3 separate regions of the Homo sapiens genome follow, and regions 1 and 2 are each linked to region 3. A link is a loop called in an ENCODE intact Hi-C map of the cell type or tissue named here. Cell type or tissue: B cell. All regions are shown on one strand. Region 1 overlaps PKD1L1 (polycystin 1 like 1, transient receptor potential channel interacting). Region 2 has its middle 15 kb from the start of LINC02902. Region 3 overlaps TNS3 (tensin 3).

Region 1 (8,000 bases), 450 kb after region 3:
TTTCAGCTGTTATCACCACCTCACCCTGCTGATGAGCCCCAGCGAGCCCTGCAGGAGTGGGTGAGGCACAGCAGGTTCCTTTCTCGGCGGCGGCTCCAGGCCCCACCTCTGGCAAGACCAGCCTTACTCTCAGCCTCCCTCCTCCCACATGGCTCCAATGAGGTGAGTGTCTCTGTCTCAGGCTGTGGCAAGGCCAGGCCAGCATTATAATCATGCATGAGAAAAATCCAAGACAAGTATTTCCAATGCCTGCAGCCAACTGGCTCTGGGCTTGCTCTGCTCTGCAGAAGAGGTGGTGGAGGCACGTTGGAGGACACAGGCCCAGGGTCAGAGGCTCTGGAGCTCAGTCCCCACCTATACAAGAGTCATCATTCTAGTGCCTCAGCTGAGGCTCACTGTCCGTGTCTGTTAGCATGGAGCTCAGAGAATAGACCTGCCCCGGTGCAGAGTAAACTATTAGATGATGAGAAAGAAAAAGAAACATTTTATCTGAGGAATGCGAGTCCCTTTAAATGATCAGGCCCAGAGATGCATTAAAATATGACAGCAGTCGTGTCTCACTCCACTTGAGCTAAACAATGACCTCTTGAAGCCACTTGCTATGTGGGTTCTAAACTGACTGACGCCAAGTAGCCAAAAAATGCCATTCACCTTATAGTTCAACAATGTATAGCCAATCACTGACCAATGTTATTTCTGTAAACCAACGAGAATTCCTGAGGAACAACTTCTGTAATTGCCCCCTTCCTGAGTCGTCATTTTTTCTTTAAAACTTGAGCCTCTCATTTGTTTTCCAAAGCACTTCCCAGTGTGCAGTGTGCACTTCCCCATTCTGCGGTGCTCAACCTTGGCCCAAATAAACTCCCTGTTTATTAACTTTGCCTCGGTTTCTTTCTTTAGGTCAACAATGTGGACTGCACTTAACCTCAAATCCAACGCAACGTCCTGGCCCTGGGATGTTCACAGTGACCACCATGCCACTGCCTGGGCCGCCCTGTTTGTCCCCAACCCTCTCTTCACCATGATCAGCCTTCGTGTATGGTGTACCCATGACATAACTAACTCCATCTTAGAAAAAGCCTCCATTTCTTTTCATAGAGCACTCTGCCAACAAGGAGAAGATATTTTGTTGAATAAATAAATAAATAAATAAAGGCTGCATCCAACCAGATAAGGACACGCGCACACTCTTCCACTATTGGTTCTCACCAGAGGGCCCTGTGACCATACAAGATTAGGCCTGAACAGCTCCAAATGGCCGTCTTAACTGCCACTTTATTGCAGTCACTCGTGATGAGAGCTTGACATCTGCCGCCAGAAGCTCTGCTACCTTCAAGATTTTCTTGTAAGACTGATGAATCCTTCGGTCCAGACTGGGACTCCTTTTGTCTTCTTGGCTTCCCCTGGACTGGTTCATTAACCCTTTCTCCTATCTCTTTTTCTTCTTGATGTTAAATGTTACTTTGTTTGCTGTGGAATGTTTACCTTACACCATTTATAGGTTAGGTATACTATTATGTATGGTTTGCAATACTGACTGACTTATGGAGTGGCATCAGCCTGTGTGCCCGCAGCTCTGGCTGCAAAGTAATGGGAAATACTACGGAAAATTGCCTCCTTAGGAGCTCCATGTAGCTCATGGCTTTTGTGATTGAATCACAATCAATAAAAGCCTGACACTGTGGAAAAACACAAACATGCGTGGACCTAGTTATCTCTAACCTTGCACTACTCATGACACTTCGGCTCTGGGGCTTGTGGTGCAGGGGTTCACATGCTGTCCACTCTGTCAGATGAAGCCCACTTCCAGGTACTTCCAACGGCATGTCAACCCGGATCTTCTGTCCTCCCAGAGGGACATCTGAAGTCACTTCAGCTGTTCCTAATGTGACATATTTTTAGTCCATTCATCATCCTAGTCACTTGCTTCCTATTTTTCCTTTTATATCCCTTTAGTTCTTAATGTAGTGATTTTCTTTAGGAAAACAACAACAACAAACCTGCATGTCTTAGCTGAGTCCTGGGGAAAAAGAAAAGGGCACCCGTGTCTGTCCAGATTAAAGTCCGTGCATGTTTGTGTCTTTCCACAATGTCAGGCTTTTATTGATTGTGATTCAATCACAAAAGTAAAGGGCCTCAGAACAGGGACTGGCTTGGGGGTGGGGGGATTGCGCTCAGGCCTCAGGAGACAGACACAAGAGTACCCCCACCAGGCTTAACTCTGCTCACAGCTAAGAAGGTCTTCTGTTGCTAGGAAGGAAGACCCTTTCCTTCTAACCAAGCACACAGGCCAGAGGTTTGCTCACCCAAGCACTTCGGATTTGTAACCAGTGAGGGCCCAAGACAGACTGTGGCAGCTAAGCAGGAGGTGGGAGGTGGAGTCAATGAGCTCCCGCAGAGGGAGACCCCACTCTGCTCTTGTTTCTCGTGTGTATTCACAGGCCCTGCCTGCATTGCCAGGCCTCAGCAGAGAGACAAGAATGACATTCCCGTGGCGGCACCCAGGGAGTGCTGATTCCACTTGAAGATTTCTTGCTAATTGAACAGTTACTTACACCTTAGCTAAGTCTTGAAATAATTTCTCAAAAATAAGCTGCGAAATTCTTCATTGGTTGACCCTAGCATTGGAGAAAATTGTTCTGCTCAAGCAGCAAAGAATGAGTTTTCTTAACTGGGGCTCCAGGGGATGTGCCAATCTACCCAGTAGAATCCAAAAGAAGTAAGAATTTCACACAGAGATGCTCTGCCCTGAAATGGATGCTACACAGGGCCTCAGCGATCAGATTTCCGGGGGACAGACAGACAAATCCGGCCATAAAAGGTAGGCATATTGTTAGCAAAATGGAGTCCGAAAAACAACAGACCTGGGCCCACGCATCCAAGTGTCTGGGTCACAAACCATCTGAAGGGTCCAATTCTCCCCAATACTGCTGTCAGCAAAGACTCGGAGACTGCAATGGGGGGGAACACAGTCAGGTGTGCAGCGTGGCCTGCCCTCACAGGTGGCTGTCACGGATTCTTCTTTTCCTAAATTTCCACCTAGGGGCTGAATCATGTGCGTCCATTGGCACAGGTTGGACTTGGCCCGTGGTCTCCCAGGGCATGGTGCCAGCCACATGCTCTGCCCTGCCCCCTGTCCTGTCAGGTTTGAGGATTTTACAAATAAATAAAAGGAGCAATATTATAGCAGCAAATCAAGAGTAAAGATCAGGTGGATTGGAGGTATATCAGAAAGAACTGTGATCAGTTTAGCTGTTCTTGGCAACATTGATGGGCCACTACCAGTCACTGCCTTTGAACAATAACATGAAAGGAAAAGTCGCATCGGTGAAAACAGTGGAACTGAATAATAACGAGGAAAACAAACATCTACATTTACCCATGTTTTTCCTTTAAGAAAGAAAAGTTACATTTGTTCTTTATATGCTTAAATGTTTAATTTCCATTAGAAGGAGTAAAACCATCAATTTCAGGTACAGGGTGACATTAGAGAAGGCCAACTATTTTTTAAAATTATGTCTACTTTAAATTTTGTATTGCCTGGTGCTATTGTGTTTTTTTAAATTGTGGTAAAACAATAACATAACATTTACCATCTGAACCATTTGAAGGCACAGTTCAGTGGTGTTAAGTGTATGCACATGTATATGGTTGTGCAGTACATTTTTAGGACTTACCCATCCTACAAAACTGAAGCTCTGTGCCCATTACACAACCCTCCGTTCCTCCTCCCCACAGCCCCTGGCAACCACCCCACTCTCCTTTCAGTGTCTATGAATGTGACTACTCTAGGGACCTCGCATAAGTAGAATTATAAAGGATGTGTCTTTTTGTGACTGGCTTATCTCACAAAGCATAATGTCTTCAAGGTTCATCGAATGCTGTTTTAAAGTCTGTATGTTATGCACCATGAAATAACCAATTACCATCATGTTGAGTGCTTGTACCCAGAAGGCTCACCATATTCCTTCCCAGATTTCAAAATAGAGATGATGATGATTCTTGTATGACATCACCTTCTACGGCTCCCAGCATTCGGGGGTTTGTCATACTACCTGTTCTACTCCTGCAAATTAACTTCAGAACACCATTCTTTTTTCCATCAATTTAAGAGCTGCATTTGCTAACCCACCCTCGGGCCATGTAGGAACAAGCATCGACTTTCACATCTGAGCAATTCTTTGTAAGTTCCATGTCATTTGCATGTTCAGAAAAGCAATATTTCGCCATGGTACATTGACATACCTATCAGCACTGTTATCACAATCCAGAGGCGCCTGTGTTTTTTCATTAACAACAGCCTGTGTTTTTTCATTAACAACACTTAACGCTGCTTCACTAGTTGTTTTCCAAATGTTCTGTAAGAAAAAATAATAAAATAATGTGAGAGAGCTGCTTATGAAAACCCAGTACATTTGGGAAAGTAATATTACTTCATTAACAAAATAGCAGTGGACCCCTGCTGTGCGCCCAGCACTGTGCTGGGCACCAGAGAAGCAACAGCGAGGAAAGCAGACAGCTTCATCCTCCCAGGGCTCCTGTTCTGCCAGAGGAAGCCAGAAAGCAAACATGTAGCCATAACAGCATCTGCTGGGGGTCGTGCTGCGGAAGAATAGAGCTGCAGGAGGGATTCGTGCGGGGTCGGGACGGGGTGGGGGTGGGGGGGGGGGGCGCGGTGCTTTTTTATACACAGGGTCAGAGAAGGCCGCTGTGTGTGACGACATCTAAGCAGAGCTGGAAGAGGAGGAATGCAGAGCTATGCCGAAGGTGGAGGCACACCTGCTTCACTGCAGGAGCAGCAGAAGTCTCGTGGGGCTGCAGCCACAAGTGGGAACCAAGAGAGCACAGGAGGTGACCTCAGAGTTACGGGAGGCCAAGTGGGGTCAGACTCAGGAAGTGGAGTTTCATTCTGAATGAGATGGAGGGTTCTGAGCACAAGAGTGGCACGCTCCAATGCACAGAAGCAACAGTGTGGTTGCGGTACTGAAGAGAGCCTGGCAGGCAGGAGTGGCAGCAGGGGATCCACTCAGAGGGCTATGAGGATGGCAGGTCTTGATTGTGGAGTGAAGGCAGAGGGTGAACACCTCTGAGGCTATGGGGTGGCCGGGCTGGCTGCTGGACTGGAAGTGAGATGGAGCCCAAGAGAGAACTCAGAGACAATGCCACTGGGCTTGCTCGGCCTGTGCACACTGAGAGCTTAGGTGGGGTGGGGGCATTGGAGGGCAGGTGAGGGGTGCTGGGAGCCCATCTTGGTCATGAGGCCTCTGTTGACCTTGCATTGACCTGTGCAGCTCTCCTTGTGACAAAATCTCAATCCTGGTGGCACCAGGAAAGCAGGGAGGTGCCCACGGCACAGGAGGAGGGGGGACACTTTTGGCCTACGGGAAGCTGGCCACCTTGTTTCCTACACAGGACGCCTGTCCAGAGACAACGCCCCACTGTGGACATGATTACAAAAAGCAGCCACCATCCCTCAGACTGAGGGCCCAGGGCCTCACTCTGGCTCTTGAGAGAGCTGTTACCAGAAGTAGTTCCAGCCAGTTAAGAAGTTAGTATAGGTTAACCAACGGCCCAGCCCCTCCCTGGGATGTGCGCTCCCTGTGCTGTGGGCCTTTTACAGATTTGTAACTACAGGACATCAGGTGCTTCATCTTTCAGGAGAACAACACAGGAAGGTGTCAAGAAGGCCAGAGTGGGAGCTGAAAGATGCCAGCTCGTGCCTGAGTGCATACGCCTGGCACCTGCCCCTCTTCTGTGACGAGAACAGGGAACCCCTCTGTGGCCTCCCAGAGCAGGACCTGGGTAGATCCTGGCAGTTTCCTGAGGATGTGAAACCCAGGGGCTGAGACAGCTGCATGTACCTACAACCCCTAAAAGGCATGGTGCTAGTGAGCAGCATGGGAGACACAGGGCTTTGCAAGACACTATCCTATAACTATGCCCAATCAGCAAACTGCCCAGCACGTCCAGGAGCTGGTGTATGGCCCTGTGTGACCTTCGCCTGAGCCCACTGGGGCTGTAGAGAGCAGAGCGGCCAGAATGCAGCTTGGAAATGGGTCTCCCAGTCAACCAAAACCAGAGAGCCCCCTGATTGCACATTTCACCAGGACCAAGCCCTTTGGGACATGATGGTCAAATCCTAAAGGCATCGATCTATGCCCAAAGCTGAGGTCCCAGGTGGCTGAACCTTGGAGTCACCTGGGTGGGGTGGGGTTGAAGCACCATCACCCTGAGCCACGCCACAGCATGTCTGTTAGAATCTTCAGAGGCAGGGCTTGTGCATGGTTTTGTTTGGTTTCTTTGACTTTTAAGCTCCCTAGGTGATTCTGCATAGCAGATCTGCACCAAGTGTTCAAGAAGCATGAGGTCTGTTTGCCCCCTTGTGTTTGGAGGTGAGGGCACTAAAAGCCTAAGGAAGTCACTGTATGTGGCTATTTACATTGTGTAATGTGAGAAACGCAGGTAATATCACCTCCCCTCTAAAACACCTCTCCCCAACCTCCTGTTCTCAGAACCATCAGACGCTCATCTTACTAAATATCCTTCCTTGGGAACCTAAAAATGCCTCCTTGAACTTTCGCTGACAAAAGTGATGGCAGAGCAGAGAAAAGCTCCCAAACACAAACACTGTGGGTTGAGATCAAATTCATTTCAATATAAACTCAGATGGATGTGCTACGGAGGGGGTGGTTTAATAACGCTGCTCTGCATGAGGAATACTGAAAAATGAACTGCAGGAGAGTCTTTGCCAAGGACAGCAGAGGTTCTGGGAGCTTCAAAGAGAACTGGCTTCTTTAAATTTGAACTAGAAACGCACAACTCTGGGCTGTCTGTGCATGTCCCTTTGGAACCAATGCTTATTCTGGGTGAAAAGCATGTCTCACTCAGAAGTTTTCACTCTTCTCTCGGACCCCACCCACAGATGTGAGAGTCACTCCTCTCACGCTTCTCCTCCATCTCCAGGGCATTGCCCAGGCCTTCAGACCCAAGCCCTGTTAGCTACTCTGATAAACAGATGCAAGGGAATTCACAAACATCCAGGTAGCCCAGTCTTAATTAATAGGGGTCTTCAACGAGCTCCCCACACTGCGCAAGTTAAGCAGGGTTTCAGTGCTTTGGCTGCTGGAAGCCTTGTCTGTGCTGGAGCCATCTCGGGGCAGCTCCCACTCCCCACCTGGGGGACAGCACCCACTCCCCACCCCGGGGATAGCCCCCACTCCCCGCTTGAGGGGCAGCCCCCACTCCCCACCTGAGGGCTACCCTCCTACTTCCCACCTGGGAGGCAGCCCCTACTCCCCACCTGCAGGGCAGCCCCCACTCCCCACCTGAGGGCTACCCCTCACTCCCCATCTGAGGGCTATCCCCTACTCCTCTGGGCTGGGCTAGCCCTGCCTGCACTTCTTATATGTGGAACTATGCTCTGGAGCTGAATTAAGGCTTTATAAGTCACACTTGCTTCATTGGCACAAACACACATGATAGGAAAACAATCCCTGATGAATTCCTGATGAAACATGGAGGTGCTTTTTAGCTGTACTGTACATGTACTGTATTCAGGAAGAAAAGCCTAATTTCCCCAGATCCAGGAATACCTTCTGCCTGGAAGCTGATGAGGATGGGCTCTGTGATTCCCGGTCTTCTGCCTTTCCATTCAGAGCACACCAAGGACAGCCACACTTCCCATCACTCATAAGAAGCACATGATTAGCATAGACCTCTAGAGAAAAAAAAAAAAGCAAACATTCTGAAGACTGCAATGTGCTGGGAAGGTGAGAACATAAAGCTGGAGAAGCCCTAAGTTATACATAAGGTCAAAGCCACCTGGGCCTAACAACGGGCTGATCATGAAGATGCGTGTCCTTGGGCTGCCGTGTCCTGCTGTGTGTGTTTTCTTTCTATTTCCTTGCTTAAACAATGTCTTAGGTGTAGCCCACACTAAGCAATATGAGGAAACGCACAACCACCAGCCACGCTGATAATGAATGCCTGTTCCAGAAACA
Region 2 (8,000 bases), 190 kb after region 3:
TTATGCATGCATGTATATATGTGTGCCCACTTTGTTCCAGACAGGATTCAAAATCACTTACAAAGGAAAATACGATACTTTAGTTAATTGATTCTCTGGCTTTTCTTGGAAATTTGCATTCTTCTTTAGAATATAAAGTGCTGGATTGGCAGCAGAAGAAAACGAGAACAGAACCCCCCTTACCTGCTGCAGGGTTTGGACAGGCTGCTAGGCCTCAGGTTCTCCTGCTGAATGAACCCTTTGTACCATCTGTGCATAACTGACCGGGGCCAGGAGGAACTATGGAAATGCTGCCTCAGCCCGAATGTCAATTCTACATTCCAGCAGAATGTCTCAAACATCACATGTACTTTAAGGGAATTCAGTTTTCAACCAGCTCCTACATGACATCCACCTGCCTTAGCCTCCCAAAGTGCTGGGATTGCAGGCATAAGCCACCGCGCCAGGCCGAGTGAGCCTTCTTGCACGGTACGTATATTCAGATACAATGAAGGTAGGTTCATGATAAAAAAAAATGTTGTTTTTCTTTTCTTGCTATTTTTTTTTTGTCATTGGCATATCAACTTTCAGAATGACCTAAACCTTCAAGAATCATACTGTTAAAAGTCTGTGAAAAATATGAGCCATTCCTGGAATAGTAAGAGTTCAGTTCATGGCAGCGGCTGTGATGATTATTCAGACAGTGCAGTTATGGACTCTAAAGTGCTGTAATCAAACATGGTTAACTGCAAAGGCGGACCTAGTCCTGCTGCAGTCCTCTGGATTGGTAACTCCAAGGAGCCCAAGGGACCAGTTCTTCTGGTTTCCCTATGTGGAGACCCGGGGGCCTTGGCCCTTGGCTGAAGGTGGGACATTGATCTCAGCCTTACAGCACAGGCTTTCCCTGACTGGCCTACAAGGACACAAGCCATGTTGGTCATTCTCACCCATGAGTCCCTTTTTGATGAGTACTGGGGCCTAAGGCTGAGGGCCGTGACACTTCCTAGTGAGTAGGACCTCAGCAGCATGTACTGGTCCTATAAAGCCGACCTGCTGGCTCTGTCCTGCAGGGGCCCTAACATGTACCACGCAAGAAGTCTCACTCGGCCGGGTATGGTGGCTCATGCCTGTAATCCCAGCACTTTGGGAGGCCAAGGAGGGTGGGTCACTTGAGGTCAGAAGTTCGAGACCAGCCTGTTCAACATGGCGAAACCCTGTCTCTACGAAAAATACAAAAAAATTAGCTGGGCATAGTGGTGCATACCTCTAGTCCCAGCTACTCCAGCCTGGGTGACAGAGTGAGACTCTGTCCAAAAAAAAAAAGAAGTCTCACTCAAGGAGGTTGCAGCATTATGGTGGCAGGATGAGGTAACCGAGTTAAAGCTGGGATCAGCCTTCCCTGTTGGAGGTACACAGGCCCTGTAGGACCCCTGGTCTTGAGTCCTTCTCCATTGTCAAACTCAGATACCCTCTTTAAGGCCCAAGTCAAACTTTACCTTAGGGAGAAGGGGCACAGATCTTCCTAATACCTGAGTGTGAGGCAGACCCTCCCCTTTGCTGCTCCCACAGGGCTTTGTGCTGCCCTCAGGAGCATTCAGCCCTGGAGTCTGCAGAGCTGCTGTGCGTGTAGCCTCGCTCTCTTGGTTCATGCAGGCATGTAGCCGACCCTCAGCCGAAACACAGAGCCCATTTTCTCCATAAAGAAAAGGTGAGTTGGCCAGGCGCAGTGGCTCATGCCTGTAATCTCAGCACTTTGGGAGGCCGAGGTGGGCGAATCACGAGGTCAGGAGTTCGAGACCAGCCTGGCCAGCATGGTGAAACCCCATCCCTACCAAAAATACAAAATGTTAGCTGGGTGTGGTGGCAGGCGCCTATAATCCCAGCTACTCGGGAGGCTGAGGCAGGAGAATCACTTGAACCCGGGAGGCAGAGGTTGCAGTGAGCTGAGATTGCACCACTGCACTCCAGCCTGGGCGACAGTGCGAGACTCCAGCTCAAAAAAAAAAAAAAAAAAAAAAAAAAGAGTGAGTCAAATGGATGAATGAATGTAGCAAAGGCCAGGAGTAGGCTGTGGGAATTAAGGTTGCCTTTCAGGATCTTTGTGTGAGGAAGAGGACATCAGGGAGTGGGCTCCAGGGACCACTGAACCTGGGGACCGAGGAAGGGGCAGGGTTTGCCGAAAAGTGAGAGCTGCCCTGGCCTTGCCCAGCTGCGCAAGAGGGAGGCTCCAAGCTCTATCTGAGCAGTAGCAAGGAAAGGGCTGGACTGAGCCAATGGGGGTCAGCCTTCTGGCTTTGTTTCACTGTGCAGTTGTTGAGTGCCTAATGTACACCAGCAACAATTCAGGCCCTTGGGGTGCAGCAATAGGAGATGCTCCTGGAGCCAAGAGGATACCGACGGATCCCCTCCAGGCCAAGTAGTACCTGCAGCTAGGTCCATTCAACTAAACCAGATGAGTGTCATCTAGGTCTGTTTGTCCCTAGGGCATAGCAGATGCTCAATAAATACTTGCTTAATGAATAAAAGTCTCCTAATAAAAATAGTAGTAGGAGCCAACATCATTATTGAGTGCTTCTCTGTATCAGGCATTGTTCTAAACTTCACATGAACTCAATCTTCTTAACAGCTTTCATGATGAAGGCCGTAGGATCCCAACTTTACCAGTGAGAAAACAGAGGCATGGAAAGCTAGAGGAATTCAGCAAAGGTTATGTAGGAACTATCTTAAGGAGTGTGGGAGTGAATTCCAAACCTAGCGTGCTTTATCCCGGGCTTGGGTCTGCCCTCGAACCACAGGAGGTAGAAAAAAGGGCACACAGTCTTCATTTTCCGAGGATGTCATAGCAGGTGCTGCAGGCTGGGTGGCTGAACCCTCAGAAATGAATTTCCTCGCAGTCCTGGAGGCAGCAAGGCAGAGACTAAGGTGTTGGCAGGTTTGGTTTCTCCTGAGGCATCTCTCCTCGGATGGTAGATAGCTGTCTCCTCCCTCTTCCCTAAGGATGTGTGTGTAAGCCTGTGTCCCAATCTCCTCTTGTTATAAGGACACCAGTCATTGGATTAAGGCCCACCGTAATGCCTCATTTTACCTTAATTTCCTGGTAAAGGCCCTATCTCCAAAGAAGGTCACATCCTGAGATTCTGGTTAGGACTTCAGTCTTGGAATTTTGGGTAACACAATTCAGCTGGTGACATTGACACAGCCTGGGGCTGCCCAGTTTTCCCAGAAGGGGCAGCAGGAATGGGTCAAAAACCCATCACTCATCAAGAAAAACCAGTTCATGTGTTGAGGAACCGTCTTGTCTGCCGTCCTTCAGAATGAGTGCGCAGTTGTTTTGCTGTTTTCTTGGGAACCAGCTGTGGAACACTGCGCTTCCCTTTCCTTTCTTTTCAAGAACCTTGGTGCCCACCTGGCCTCCTGGAGGACACCTTTGTGCAGAGGCTGCCAGAGATGGAACATAGAGATGGGGGAGGGGAGCAGGTGATGCTGGCCCCTGTTGAAAGAAAGTGGGCAAGAGCAGGGGTAGTTATTTCTCCTCTTACAGAAAGGGCTTGCTGAGTTAGGCTTCATGTGGCATTGTGTTCTTTTGAACGTCACTTAAGGCATACATGAAGCGTGTGCACATGACACAGCCCAGTGGAGCCAGGGAGTGACTCAGCCTGCTGCCCAACACCCACTGCAAGTTGTTCCTGTGGCTGCCTCTAGCTGTTCCCCAATCTGAAATTTGTTTTTCGTTTTCCTTCACTTAAAAAAACTTGTTGGCCGGGCTCGGTGGCTCACACCTGTCATCTCAGCACTTTGAAAGGCCAACGAGGGAGGACTGCTTGAGCCCAGGAGTTTGAGACCAGCCTGGGCAACATAGAGAGACCCTGTCTCTACTAAAAGATAAAAATAAAACAATTAGCCGGCCACGGTGGTGCATGCCTGTGGTCTCAGCTACTGGGGAAGCTGAGGTGGGAGGACGGCTCAAGTCCGGGAGGTTGCGATTACAGTGAGCCATGATCTCGCCACTGTACTCCAGCCTGGGCAACAAAGTGAGATCTTTTCTCAAAAAAAAAAAAAAGTTGTAACATGCGTGTATCCCCAAACAATAAATTGCTTAGTCAGGCTTATGTGGGACTTTCTAGAAATGCTATCACACTTTGTGTTGACTTCTGAGCCTTGCTTTTTTCCCTTCAAGTTTATGTTCCTTTCCCAAGGCTCTCCCAGGCCCAAGGGTCTCTCACGCTCTGTAAAACCTGTGCTCAAAGCTTCTCCCCTGAGGCTGTGGGCAGAGACTGGGTGATACTGAAGTAATACAAGTTCTCAGGAAAGATCCTTTTTTTTTTTTTTTTTTTTTTTTTACACCAGGCCAGGCCCAGATTGGGTATTTTTAATATGTAAAAACAAGACTGGGTGTGGTGGCTCACACCTGTAATCCCAGCACTTTGGGAGGCCGAGGCAGGTGGATTGCCTGAGGTCAGGAGTTTGAGACCAGCCTGGCCAACATGGTGAAACCCCGTCCCTACTAAAAATACAAAAAAATTAGCCAGGTGTGGTGGTTCATGCCTGTAATCCCAGCTACTCGGGAGGCACAAGGCAGGGGAAAATGCTTAAACCCAGGAGGTGGAGGTTGCAGTGAGCTGAGATCGCGCTACTGCACTCCACCTTGGGTGACAGAGTGAGACTCTACCTCAAAAAAAAAAAAAAAAAAAACCAAAAAACAAAACAAACAAAAAAACAAATATGTAAAAACAGGGAGGGCCCCAGTGTGCTTGTTAACATGCATATGAGAGCGCCAGTTTGCAAAGCAGGTACAGCCCAGGCGGGCACTGAGCAGGATTCACAGCTGGGTCCAGACGCCTTCGCTCCCCACAGATGACACCTGCAGCGAGACTCTGCTGACCTTGAACTTCAAGCTCTGTGCTTCCACTTTTGACATTCATTTGTTTCTTAGCCTAAACTTGACACTTCCTTTTAGCAATATGCAAATTCAAGGCTGTCACAGCACAGCATCTGGAAAGTTACAACAGCAGCCCATTGGCGGTGATGGTGGGATTGTGTAGGGCTTACATTTTTTAACTTCCTTGAGTATATTTTTTGAGTTTTCCACAACAGGCATGCATTGCCTAGGAATGAGGAAAATCCAACGTCTTCCTCAGGAACCCAGGCTTCACCCATCTACGTGTCCTCTCTTCTACAAAATGGGGCTTACATGAACACTCTCCTCACCAGGCTTACTAAGGGCTTAGCTTACAGACATTATTGAGCATCTTCTGTGTACCAGAGGTTGGGGGCACGGGAGGAGTCAGATGTGGACCCTGCCCTTTAGGGTCTAGTGCAGAAGAGAGGTTTCCATAGGCAACTAGAATTCAAAACGGCATGCACGGCGGTGGAGTGAGGGGAGGGCTCTGGGGGGGCTCCGAAGGGGTAGATAGGCCGGAGTCTGCCAGATTGGAGGCCAGGGCCTTCTAAGCATCAGAACACATAGGCATACGTGGAAGGTTGAGCCATGGCATTTGGGAACCCGCCTAACCCCCCGGGGCTGGGCACAGAGTCCAGGGAGCACACAGCCTGGGGGTCGGGGAGAGAACGAAGGGACAGCACTTGGTCCCTCGGGGTGTGCATCAAGCTCAGCTGCTGAGATCTATGGATCCCAGTTCTGGCTGCGCTTTATTTTTATTTATTTATTTATTTATTTATTTATTTATTTTTTTGAGACGGAGTCTCCCAAGCTGGAGTGCAGTGGTGCCGTCTCTGCTCACTGCAACCTCCGCTTCCCAGGTTCAAGCAATTCTCCTGCCTCAGCCTCCCAAGTAGCTGGGATTACAGGCCCCCATCACCATGCCTGGCTAATTTTTTTTCTATTTTTAGTAGAGTCGGGGTTTCACCTTGTTGGCCAGGCTGGTTTTGAACTCCTGACCTCAAGTGATCCACCCATCTCGGCCTCCCAAAGTGCTGGGATTACAGGCGTGAGCCACCGCGCCCGGCCTGGCTGTGCTTTAGAGTCCCCCGCAGTGTCGGTGGTGAGCTCAGTGCCCAGGCCTGACCCAGATTCATCAAACCACACTGTTAGAGCAAGACTGGCCTGGATGGTATGGGAATTTTTTTTGTTAGTGTTCTCAAGTCTACAAAAGCTCTGGTTATAGGCAAGGCTGAATGACCTACTATTTGGGGAGCTTTGTGTAATTGAATGAAAGCTAAAAAGATTCATGTTGGTAAAAAGAAAATCCCAGAGGGGCTGCACCACGTTCTAGCAATGTTTGAGGGAGCCAGTGTCTCCGCAGCCTCACCCGCGTGTGGTGTGGGTCCTGTTTTTCATGTTAGCCATGAAGATAGGTGAGCAGCAATATCTCATGTGATCTGATCTTCCACTTCCTTAAAGGCCCCACTGATGCCTTTTCATTTGCTTATTTGGCACCTGTATGTCCTCTTTGGTGAGATGCCTCTTCATGCCTTTTGGCCACACTGAGAGTTCCTTTTCCTTGCCTCTCACAGTGATATTTGGAAAACAAATGAGTGGTGGTTGCTAGGGGTTAGGGCTGTGAGGGAGGAGAGGGTTATACCTCTAAAGAGGTAGCAGGAGGGAGAGCTATGTGGCAGTGGGACACTTCTGTGCCTGGATTGCAATGGTAACACAAATCTTCACGTGTGATAAGATGACATAGAACTACACCCACACACTGAAGCAGCGCCCATTTTCTGGCTTTGACATTGTGCTATAGTTATGAAAGATTGGGGGAACTGGGTGAGGCGTGTATGGGCGTTCTCTCTGCTATCTTTGCAAGTTCCTGGGGATCTACAATTATCTCCAGATACAAAAATTAAAAAGAAAAGTCAGTATCGATCAGTCTGAGAGTAGAAGTTTCATTAACCTATAATTGCTATTTTACTTTTTCCTCCCAATTGATTAGTTGTTTGTTCTCACACAGCCAGACCACATCATATAACATTTAGGTTCTGACTATGTTCCTTGAAGAAAATATACACTCATCATGTGGGGAAACAATGGTGACGTTTCACCTAAGGAATGTGAAGATGGAAATCAAAGTTTTCTCCCAATCAGGTAACTGAGAAAGGCAGGAGGCCATAGAAGCAGCCGCCTCAGCCCCATGGGTCACATCTGTGCTGAGTGACAATCTGTGTCTTAATGAGAAGCAATAAAGGCTAATTATCCCCAGGGTTTGACAGGTCTTTCTCAACACTTCTGCATAAAAAAGCAAGGCCACCCAGTTGGTCTCTGGATTGCAGCCTGCAAGAATCCCATGGTGGTGTTTAAACAAACGAGAAAGAACACATCAAAGGGGCATCTTACAAAGGCCCAGGAGAAACCAAAGGGACCTGGTGGCCTGAGTCCCCAGCTAGAAAGACAGATTGAATGGTCATTGCAAAGGGTAGGCTTGAAGGGGATAATGTGTGGCCATATGGAATAAAAGGAACCTCATCTCATCGGCCATCCATCACTCCCCTCCAACAGGAACAGGTGGGTGATGGACAAAGGCTGTAGATACAGGTGCGTTTCTACCCCACCAAATTAACCTAAGAAAAAGCACGGTAGGAATGAAATTAGGCATTGCACCATTTATCTAATTTACATTTAGTGCCTTAAGAGCCTGTGAATGAACACTGGTTTATGCAGTCTGTTCACTCCGTTTTCAGTGGATTGCTGCAGAAGTAGCCTCTGATTTTATGGGGGCCTGCACACGCTGGCTCCTGCAGTCTTAGGGCCTGGTCTGAGGAGGGGCCCGGAGAGTGTGGAAGGATGAAAAATGGAGCAACCCGGGCCAGGTGCAGTGGCTTACACCTGTAATCCCAGTACTTTGGGAGGCCAAGGCAGGTGGATCACAAGGTCAGGAGATCGAGACCATCCTGGCTAACATGGTGAAACCACGTCTCTACTAAAAATACAAAAAATTAGCCTGACATGGTGGCACACACCTGTAATCCCAGCTACTTGGGAGGCTGAGGCAGGAGAATCGCTTGAACCTGGGAGGTGGAGGTTGCAGTAAGCCGAGACTGCGCCACTGCACTCCAGCCTGGGCGAC
Region 3 (8,000 bases):
CACGTCCATCCTTCCATTTACTCCTCCATGCCAGGAGGAAGACAGCACTGCCCTGTTTAGGGGAGAAAGCTCCATGCAAAATAAAGATGTGAGGGAACTGGGTGTCTTGGCATCAAAGGCCCTCTCATGACCCCACACCACCACACGGGGAGAGCAGCCCAGAAAGGCAGGCATTTGCCAAGGCCACCCCTGACTGCACGCCCACGGGCTGATCTCTGCCCCAGTTCCAGCCCACAGCCAGGATTCCCACACTTGAGCTGATCAGCCTTGCCAGAGGGTTTGTTAAAGCACCGATCGCAGGGCCCCAGCAATTCAGTACGTCTGGGCTGGGGCCTGAGAATGTGCATTTCTATAGGTCCCCAGGCAATGCTGAGGCTGTAGGTCCAGGGACCACACCTGGGGGCCAGCTGGTCAAGGCAAGTTGAAAAGGCCACAGAGAGCTTAGTACAGAGTGGACTCATGCATGTTCATCTCAGGGAAATACACACACACACACACACACACACATTCACATACACATAAACTGACATACATAATAAACACACACATCCATATGTTCACACACAGGTAACAATTACATTATCCACATATATATACCCTCAGATATATAACAACTACATTAAAAACCTACACACATTAATAATTACATACAAGATACATATATTCACATGTGTAACATTTATATACATAATATATGCATACAAACCTTCATATAAACAATTACATAACATATATACACTCACATATAAAGACTGCATACCTAATATACATATATATTCACATACATAACTCTCATATGTATGGCACATGTATGTATTCATGTGTTGACACATGTATAACATACATATTCATTTGTGTGCGTATAACAATTACATGTATAACATGCATGTATGTGTTCATGTACCAATAAAATTACATGCATAACATGCATGTCTATCCATATACATGTAACAACTACATGCATAACATACATGTATGTATTTGTACGCACAACAATTACACACATAATACACACACACACACACAGAGCAGCAGCAAGGGGAGTGGGCAGGAGCCAGGCTGGGCTAGAAGAGCGAGATCTCTTAGCAACCACACCTGTGAAAAGGTTAACAGGGAGGCCGTGTCCTGACGCAGGGGGAGGGCTGTGCTCCAGGAGACTGAAGACTCCTCTCTGGGACCCTGGGCTCCAGAGGGAACAATGACAACATCTAAGCAGCCAGGATGGGCCCTTTGGGCTCTGGCCTGTCTGACAGCCCTGCAACCGGCATCTTTAGAGCCAGCACACAGCTTTAGCCCTCTGGTGCCTCTGATGTCCAGGGCTCACCAACAAATCTGATGGCAAGGGACTGTCTGCGAGGTGGGAGAGCCTCAGCTGCCACCAGGAAAACAGGCTTCAGCCAGGGCCTCGGGACAGGCACACAGCTCTGGGGCCACCTGGGCCTCAGCCCCTGGCTCCCGGGGCCTATGACAAGCCTGAGGAAATCAGTCACAAACCGCAGCCTGTCAAAACCAACTACAAACACAGGCTCCCAAGTCCCCCCACGCCCCCTACTCCCCCACCCCCCCGTCGGCGGTGAGTGCCACAGGAGGAATGGAGTGAGACTGGACCACAGGCCTGGGGACACAGCTGAGGCCAGCAGGGACAGCCAGGCAGGCGCCCGCCCCGGACGGCCTCAGCTCTTGATGCTGCAACATGTTTCTCATAGTTTGTCAATATTTTAGGTTTCTGGGTGAGATTTTATTTTTAACGTTCCTATGACCTCAAATGCATACTTTGCTCTTCCAGAACCAAAGAGACCACACCACATGCCAGCATTAAAAGGAGCATAATAAGGGCACCCCGCCTGTGGCCAGGCTTCTGTGACAGGCCTGACCCTGTAGTCCCTCTTCTCTCATCCGCAGCTAGGTTAGAGAGCACCTCTATGGCCATTGCATAAAGGAGAAAACCGAGGCTCAGGTGGGCAGGGGGCGAGGGCAGGGCCTGGCCACTCAAGTGATGAGGTTAGAGAGCCACCCCCACGCCCACTGGGTAAAGGAGGAAACCAAGGCTCAGATGGGCAGGGGGCAAGGGCAAGGCCCAGCCACTGGAGCCAGGATCTGATCTTGACTTCATCAAAGCAGGGAAGCTGCCACACGGGCGCCGCTGGCCGAGCCTGGGGAAGGATGTCCTACTGCACCACAAGACAGAGCCAGTTAGCCAGTTCCATGTCTGGAGGCCACCAGGCTCACAATCCAGAAAGGCTGCCAAATCTCCGGCAGAACACCCCAGATTCTGTGTATGGCGAAGCTAGGGGGAGCCAAGAGCAGAAAGCCCTGCCCTACTTGAGAAGTACAGGGAACAACACACCTGACAGATGCCCAGGAGGAACCACAGGGTGCACCTGTTTCCCTGCCCCACCGGGGAGGCCCAGACCTGCACACACTTCCCCAGCAGCAAGAGGCAGCTTCCCATTTGCCTCCCAGGGAGTCGCTTCTGACTTGCAGTGAGAGAAGAGGGTCCTGTATCCTACTGTCTTGGCACAGTGAGCCTTTCAATTATCCTGCAAGCTGCTAATAAGCCCTCAGAAACAAAGCTTCACTCACTCAGCTCCAAAGGATGGAGGCAAAGAAAACACCAGGAGGTACCATGACCTTCCAAGGAGCTGCATTTGAAAAGCAGACAGCAATTTAAATTTGCCTAATCACAAGCCAAAGAGAAAGTGCTATTGTGTTTACCTTCAATCTGATTTGAACACACACACACACACCCAGTATTTGTCAGAGCTGGATGTCAGTCTACAAACCACTGCACTACACTGTCCACAGCCACCTGGCGACCCAGGCACCCTCACTGTCCAGGTTTTTATCACTAAGACAACAGACTTGTGCTGTCTTCACTTTATAGCCAAGGAAACTCGGCCCAGGGAGATTCGCCCCGAAGGTAACTATTACTGATAGAAAGGCAGCTCCCGCAAAGGCGCAGCGGATCCTCTTCTCTAAAAAACCATGCAAATGGCCAGTGCAGCATGGTCAAAGGACCTCAGATAGAGCCTTGTGAATGCAAGCTACAGGTCAAAGGGAGGGCATGGATCCTAGAGGAAGCCAAAAGATCCCCAAAGAGGGAGCAGCTTCAAGAAAGGACTTAGTCCTTTCTTGGATGGAACAAGGGAGCCAAAGAAATGCAAAGGGCTTACCTGTTCCAGTCGGACTTGCACACCGCAGGGAATCACCACCTTTCAAAGAGAGAAGAAACAGATAAGCAAATGGATTCTCCAGGAAAAAATTAGCATAATAATCAAGCCAGGCTCCCAAAGACTGAATGAAACTGTCTCTAACCTCACTCTGGCTACAAAGCTGTAGCAGATCAAGACTGACAAGATTTAGAGTTAAGAGAGTCCAGGGTTTTGTTCACTTTTGGAAAGTCCCTGTCATTTTTGCTAATGTCATGGAAACCATGGGGCCTCCCCTTCCAGAAAAATGCAAATCACTCATAGATACAAAATTTAGCCCCCACTTTCACAAAGAACTGGTAGACCTCAAGGATGGAAACCTCTGAGTCGGTCCGTGCTTGGGGAGCTTGGGAGCGGGGCCCAGAGAAGGAGGTGGAAGGCTCTGCCTGGTGGTCTTCAAGACCCCACTCCTCCCATCCTCACCCAGGGGCATGCATTCTCTACACAAGGGGCCATCTTTTCTAGAACTATTTCTACAAGTAGAACTGAAGAGTCTGAATGTGGCAATGTCAACCTGGTTATTCCATTCCGCACAAGAGACGGGGAGAGGAGACTTTGACTCCACCATAGTCTCTGAAGACCGAGAGCTCCCTGGGAAAGATAAAGAAAGTAACGGAGGCAAGGTGGCTCAAACACAGTCAGGAGAGGCAGTTAGTAACAGGCACAGGGAGCCACCAGTCCTGCAGGGCAAAGACCCCACCTTGGGCAGGATCTCCACCACTTACTAGCCACAGGACCTTGGCCTTTAATCTCTCTGGGCCTCAGTTTCCACATCTGAAAACTGCAGGTAACAATAGTGCCTTCCGGGCAGGGTCATGGTGAGAATTAAGAGATGGCGCGTGAGGAGCTCAGAAGAGTGGCACAGGGCAGGGGCTAAGGGAGCCAGGCAGGCATTGCGCTGCTCTGGGGGGCCGCTCAGGAGCCAGGCGCCAGCAAACAGGATTCAGTTCCTGGTGAGTGACCTCACTCCTTAGCTTTCTCCTGGCACTGCCCCCTCCAGATCCCTGGCACCTGCCTTCTCAAAGAGTTTTCTGAAAATGTGCAACCGAAGGAGAATCGTAGAGAATCTCAGAGATCTGACTAATTGTACTTGTGGTTTGGAGTGGGCGGCGGCGTAATCTTGGCTTTTACCAGGATAACTATTTATAGCCTCTTGCTTATCTTACGCAGTCCAGTCCTCAGGGAGTATGTGACACATGGCCGTTCCTGTGTCTGGGACACATCATTACTCCACCATGGCTCTGACTCAGACGGATGTCTGGGGCAGGGGTCCTCTCTCAGGGCCCCTTTAAAGTTTGATGAATGGATGAGAGAATAAGTAAACAAATAAATGTAAAGCAAAACAAAACAAAAACAGCTTTGGAAACAGAAGGAGTCACAGACAAAACCTTACAGGATGGCGGAAACAGCCGGACAAGGAGACCCCATGGTTAACAGAGCGGTGTGACTTATCTCCCCTCAAGCATGGTATCTACTCAGTGCACACATGCATCTTGTTGCCTCACTCCACATGTGACATGCAGGCAAGAAATGTGCGAAGAATCAGGGCCCCTGCCTTTCAAACTCACTATCAGCATTCCTGCAATGGCATGTCAAGCATGATGAAAAAAAAAATGAGCTATGAAGGCAGGAAAACACAAAGAGGAAACTTAAATGCATATTACTAAGTGAAAGAAGCCACTCTGAAAAGGCCACATACTGTATGATTTCAACTCTGTGACATTCTGGAAAAGGCAAAACTATGGGACAGTGAAAAGGTCAGTGAAAGCCAGGGATTAGGAGGGAGAGAGGAACAGGCAGAGCACAGAGACTCTTTAGGGCCATGAAGCTATTCTGCTTGACACTATAAGGATGGACGCACGTCATTCTGCATTTGTCTAAACCCACAGAATGTACAACACCAGGAGAGAATCCTAATGTAAACCGAGGGCTCTGGTTACTAAGACTGTATCAATATTGGCTAATCAAGTGTAACAAATGTACCACAGGAATGGAAAATGTTTATATATGAAGAGGAAGAAGAGTGTGTCCAATTTTTTTTTTTTTTTTGAGACGGAGTCTCACTCTGTCACCCAGGCTAGAGTGCAGTGGCACGATCTTGGCTCACTGCAAGCTCCGCCTCCCGGGTTCACGCCATTCTCCTGCCTCAGCCTCTCGAGTAGCTGGGACTACAGGCGCCCGCCACCACGCCTGGCTAATTTTTTGTATTTTTAGTAGAGATGGGGTTTCACTGTGTGAGCCAGGATAGTCTCGATCTCCTGACCTCATGATCCACCCACCTCGGCCTCCCAAAGTACTGGGATTACAGGCGTGAGCCACCATACCTGGCCTGAGTGTCTGATTTTTGTATAAATCTAAAACTCTCTTAAAAATACAGTCTATAATACATTTTTTAAATTCACTCTCTGGAAGCACACGTTTGTTGAGACAATGAAAAGAAAAGCCTTGTGCAATGTCAGAAACTTGAGTTTTAAAGACGGCAGCCACTTAAGGATTTGGTCCAGAAGCCAGGTCTGTGTGTTCCCACATCCCTCTGTGGCCAGATGGGGTGCAATAACGGCCCACCACCTGGCCTGGCCCCAGGGTGTCCTACAGAAAAGGAGAGGTGAGCTCTGTAAGCCGGGACTGCCCGAGTCCCATCTCACCCCAGACCATCCACGGCTTATATGGCTAACCGGCTCGCGCGATAAGTTGGCACGCCCAATCTTGTCGAACTCCATCCATCACTTGTGCTGCACATTTTCACTGACAGCCTTCTCCTGCCAGGACTTCACTTGGAAATGAAGCAGACTGGTCCCTAACCCCACAGAGCTTACGGCTCACGTAATAGAAACTGCATAAAATGAATCGTTTTTAAGAAAGTGAGCTGGGGAACAGTAGGGGGCGAGCAGCCCCCAGGTTCTGCAGAGCAAATGGCAGGCAGCCTTGCCCTGAGCCTCCACATTCGCATCCTACTGAACTTGCTCCTCTCTTCCAAGAGAACCAGTCACAGGCCCTACTGTCTGTTTGCACATGTGCTGTTACAAAATGCAGACAAAAATGTCTCAGGAAAGACCTTTTGTGGGAGTGGATTTGCAAATAAAAATGCACATGGAGCACCAACCAGAGAAAAAGGGACATTCTAGAAGCAAAGAGTCACCTGTTGATAAAGAGAAAACTCATCATTTCTATAAGTACAAACATCTCATTTAGCAAAAACCATGACCAAGTGAACACAGAGGGCACTTGTTCTTTCAATGTGGCTAAAACCAGATTCCAGGACAGGAAGTCCCTGAAAAGAGACTGTATTTCCGTCACACTTTTCCTCCCTTATACTAAGGCAGGTAAGCTGACCACAGACAGAACCACAGGATGAGGCGGCCGGGCTGGGGATGCTCATACCGGCCTGCTCAGCACCAAGGAACCTATGGGGACTGTGCGACGGTGCTATCAGCTGCATTTGCTGGACAGTCAAGTGTCACTTGCTGTTCTTCAGCCTTAGCAGAGGCAGAAGCACAGTGCTTCCGTGCACAGAGCTGCATCCCTGCTGGAGCGCACACAGCTCTCCACTGATCTACAGGCTGCCCTGCCTCCCATGCATCAGGAGGGTATCTCCTGTGGATGGAGCCAGGTAAGGGAGTAAGGCACACCTGCTTGCTCTCCTCACCTCAAACTCCAGCTCTGATCACACATTCCCCAGCACTGTGGGGTTCTTTCACTGTTTTCACTGGACAGAGGGAAGCACCGTGGGTCGGGGCCAACTCCAGGTGGGCTTGGCCTTCCTCGGCACAAAGAAGCTAACACTTCTTTAGCACTTATGTTCTTAACATGCCAGTCTGACTTATTCAGAGAGAGCAGCCACCCAACGCTGCAGGGCTGGGAGGGTCCCGGTGCACTGCATCCCCTGAGACCGTCCTGCAGACGCCAACCAGAAGCCTCTGAGCTGCGCCTGGCCCCATCAGTGCACAGCCAGCATGGCTGGGATGTGTGCGGTGGCATGGCCAGGAGTCTAGATGGGCACCCGCTGGCCTTGTGCTTTGCCTGCTCTGTAACATGATGCTGAGTGAGCTGCAGGGGCGTGAAAGGATGAGACAAGAACCAGGCAGCGTTCCCTGTGTCAAGGCACACTCCTGGGGAGGCCCACGGCTCATCCAATGTGTGGACTCGAATCAGCTGGATAAACACGAAACAGTGCCCTGTCTGTAGGTCTTTCTCTGTAGCCCTCACAATAAGGCCAGCGAGCCCCCACTCTGTGTATGAGAAGCTGCGTCTCAGAGAGGGCCAGCGCCAGCCACGGGAACTCTCCCAGAGATGACTCCAGCTGGTGCCCCAGCTCCAGGCTCCTCTCCTGATAGGAGCTGCACCCTCTCTCATAATGAGCAGCTCCCTCAGGGATTAGGGTGACAAGAGGTGACAACAGTGAGACAAGGAAGGGGGCAGAGCAGCTCCCGTTAGCAGCTACAGAAGGCTGGAGAGAAGGCAGTGGGTCATGGGCTGTGGGCCAAAAGCCATGGGCTGTGGCATCCCCGGGATCCGTCCCTCCCATGGTGGAGGCGAGGGCCCCTCTGAGAAGCCTGTTTGGGAGCCTCTTTATTGCCTTCTTTCAGCTATCCTGGGATCCTAATCTACTGTTCCCAAGGAAACCACAAACAAACACTGCTGTGCCTGCCCCACACCTGGCTACGTGGGTGCCTGGGTACACTGGCATCAATAACCTTGTCCCCAAGCCAGCAGGTCCACAGGACAGAGGGGCAGAGGGACAAGTGCTTGCCACCAAGTCATGACTGTGTCCTTGGGAATGTGAGTGTGTGG

What was found. Hi-C counts contacts between places; a loop is a spot of excess contacts. Peaks named below come from ENCODE experiments on the same cell type or tissue, not always from the same donor. Only the 100,000 strongest peaks of a DNase experiment are listed, where the experiment ranks them.
Region 1: a loop joins it to region 3, with 2.4 times the contacts of the local background. A loop is called at or near these places in 2 of 110 quality-filtered maps.
Region 2: a loop joins it to region 3, with 11 times the contacts of the local background. A loop is called at or near these places in 5 of 110 quality-filtered maps.

Annotation. Positions count from the first base shown.
Region 1 is chr7:47,932,601-47,940,600 of GRCh38, forward strand. PKD1L1 (polycystin 1 like 1, transient receptor potential channel interacting) reads right to left here. Exons shown (of 57, transcript NM_138295.5): 3 at 7,593-7,717; 4 at 4,246-4,358. Among named protein-coding and RNA genes, the nearest start is that of PKD1L1, 12 kb to the right of the region's middle. RefSeq lists enhancers at 5,046-5,125, 5,576-5,745. In B cell, no CTCF peak of the experiment used is centred here; DNase peaks (open chromatin) are centred at 4,891 and 5,761; H3K4me3 peaks cover 505 bases.
Region 2 is chr7:47,666,056-47,674,055 of GRCh38, forward strand. No RefSeq gene overlaps it. Among named protein-coding and RNA genes, the nearest start is that of LINC02902, 15 kb to the left of the region's middle. RefSeq lists an enhancer at 6,139-7,017. In B cell, no CTCF peak of the experiment used is centred here; DNase peaks (open chromatin) are centred at 3,626, 4,156, 4,926 and 6,386; H3K4me3 peaks cover 975 bases; H3K27ac peaks cover 4,146 bases.
Region 3 is chr7:47,477,930-47,485,929 of GRCh38, forward strand. TNS3 (tensin 3) reads right to left here. Exons shown (of 31, transcript NM_022748.12): 4 at 3,174-3,212. Among named protein-coding and RNA genes, the nearest start is that of SNORD151, 17 kb to the left of the region's middle. RefSeq lists enhancers at 2,124-2,807, 2,808-3,489, 3,262-3,351, 4,062-4,609. In B cell, no CTCF peak of the experiment used is centred here; DNase peaks (open chromatin) are centred at 2,382, 3,432, 4,381 and 6,092; H3K4me3 peaks cover 1,155 bases; H3K27ac peaks cover 1,451 bases.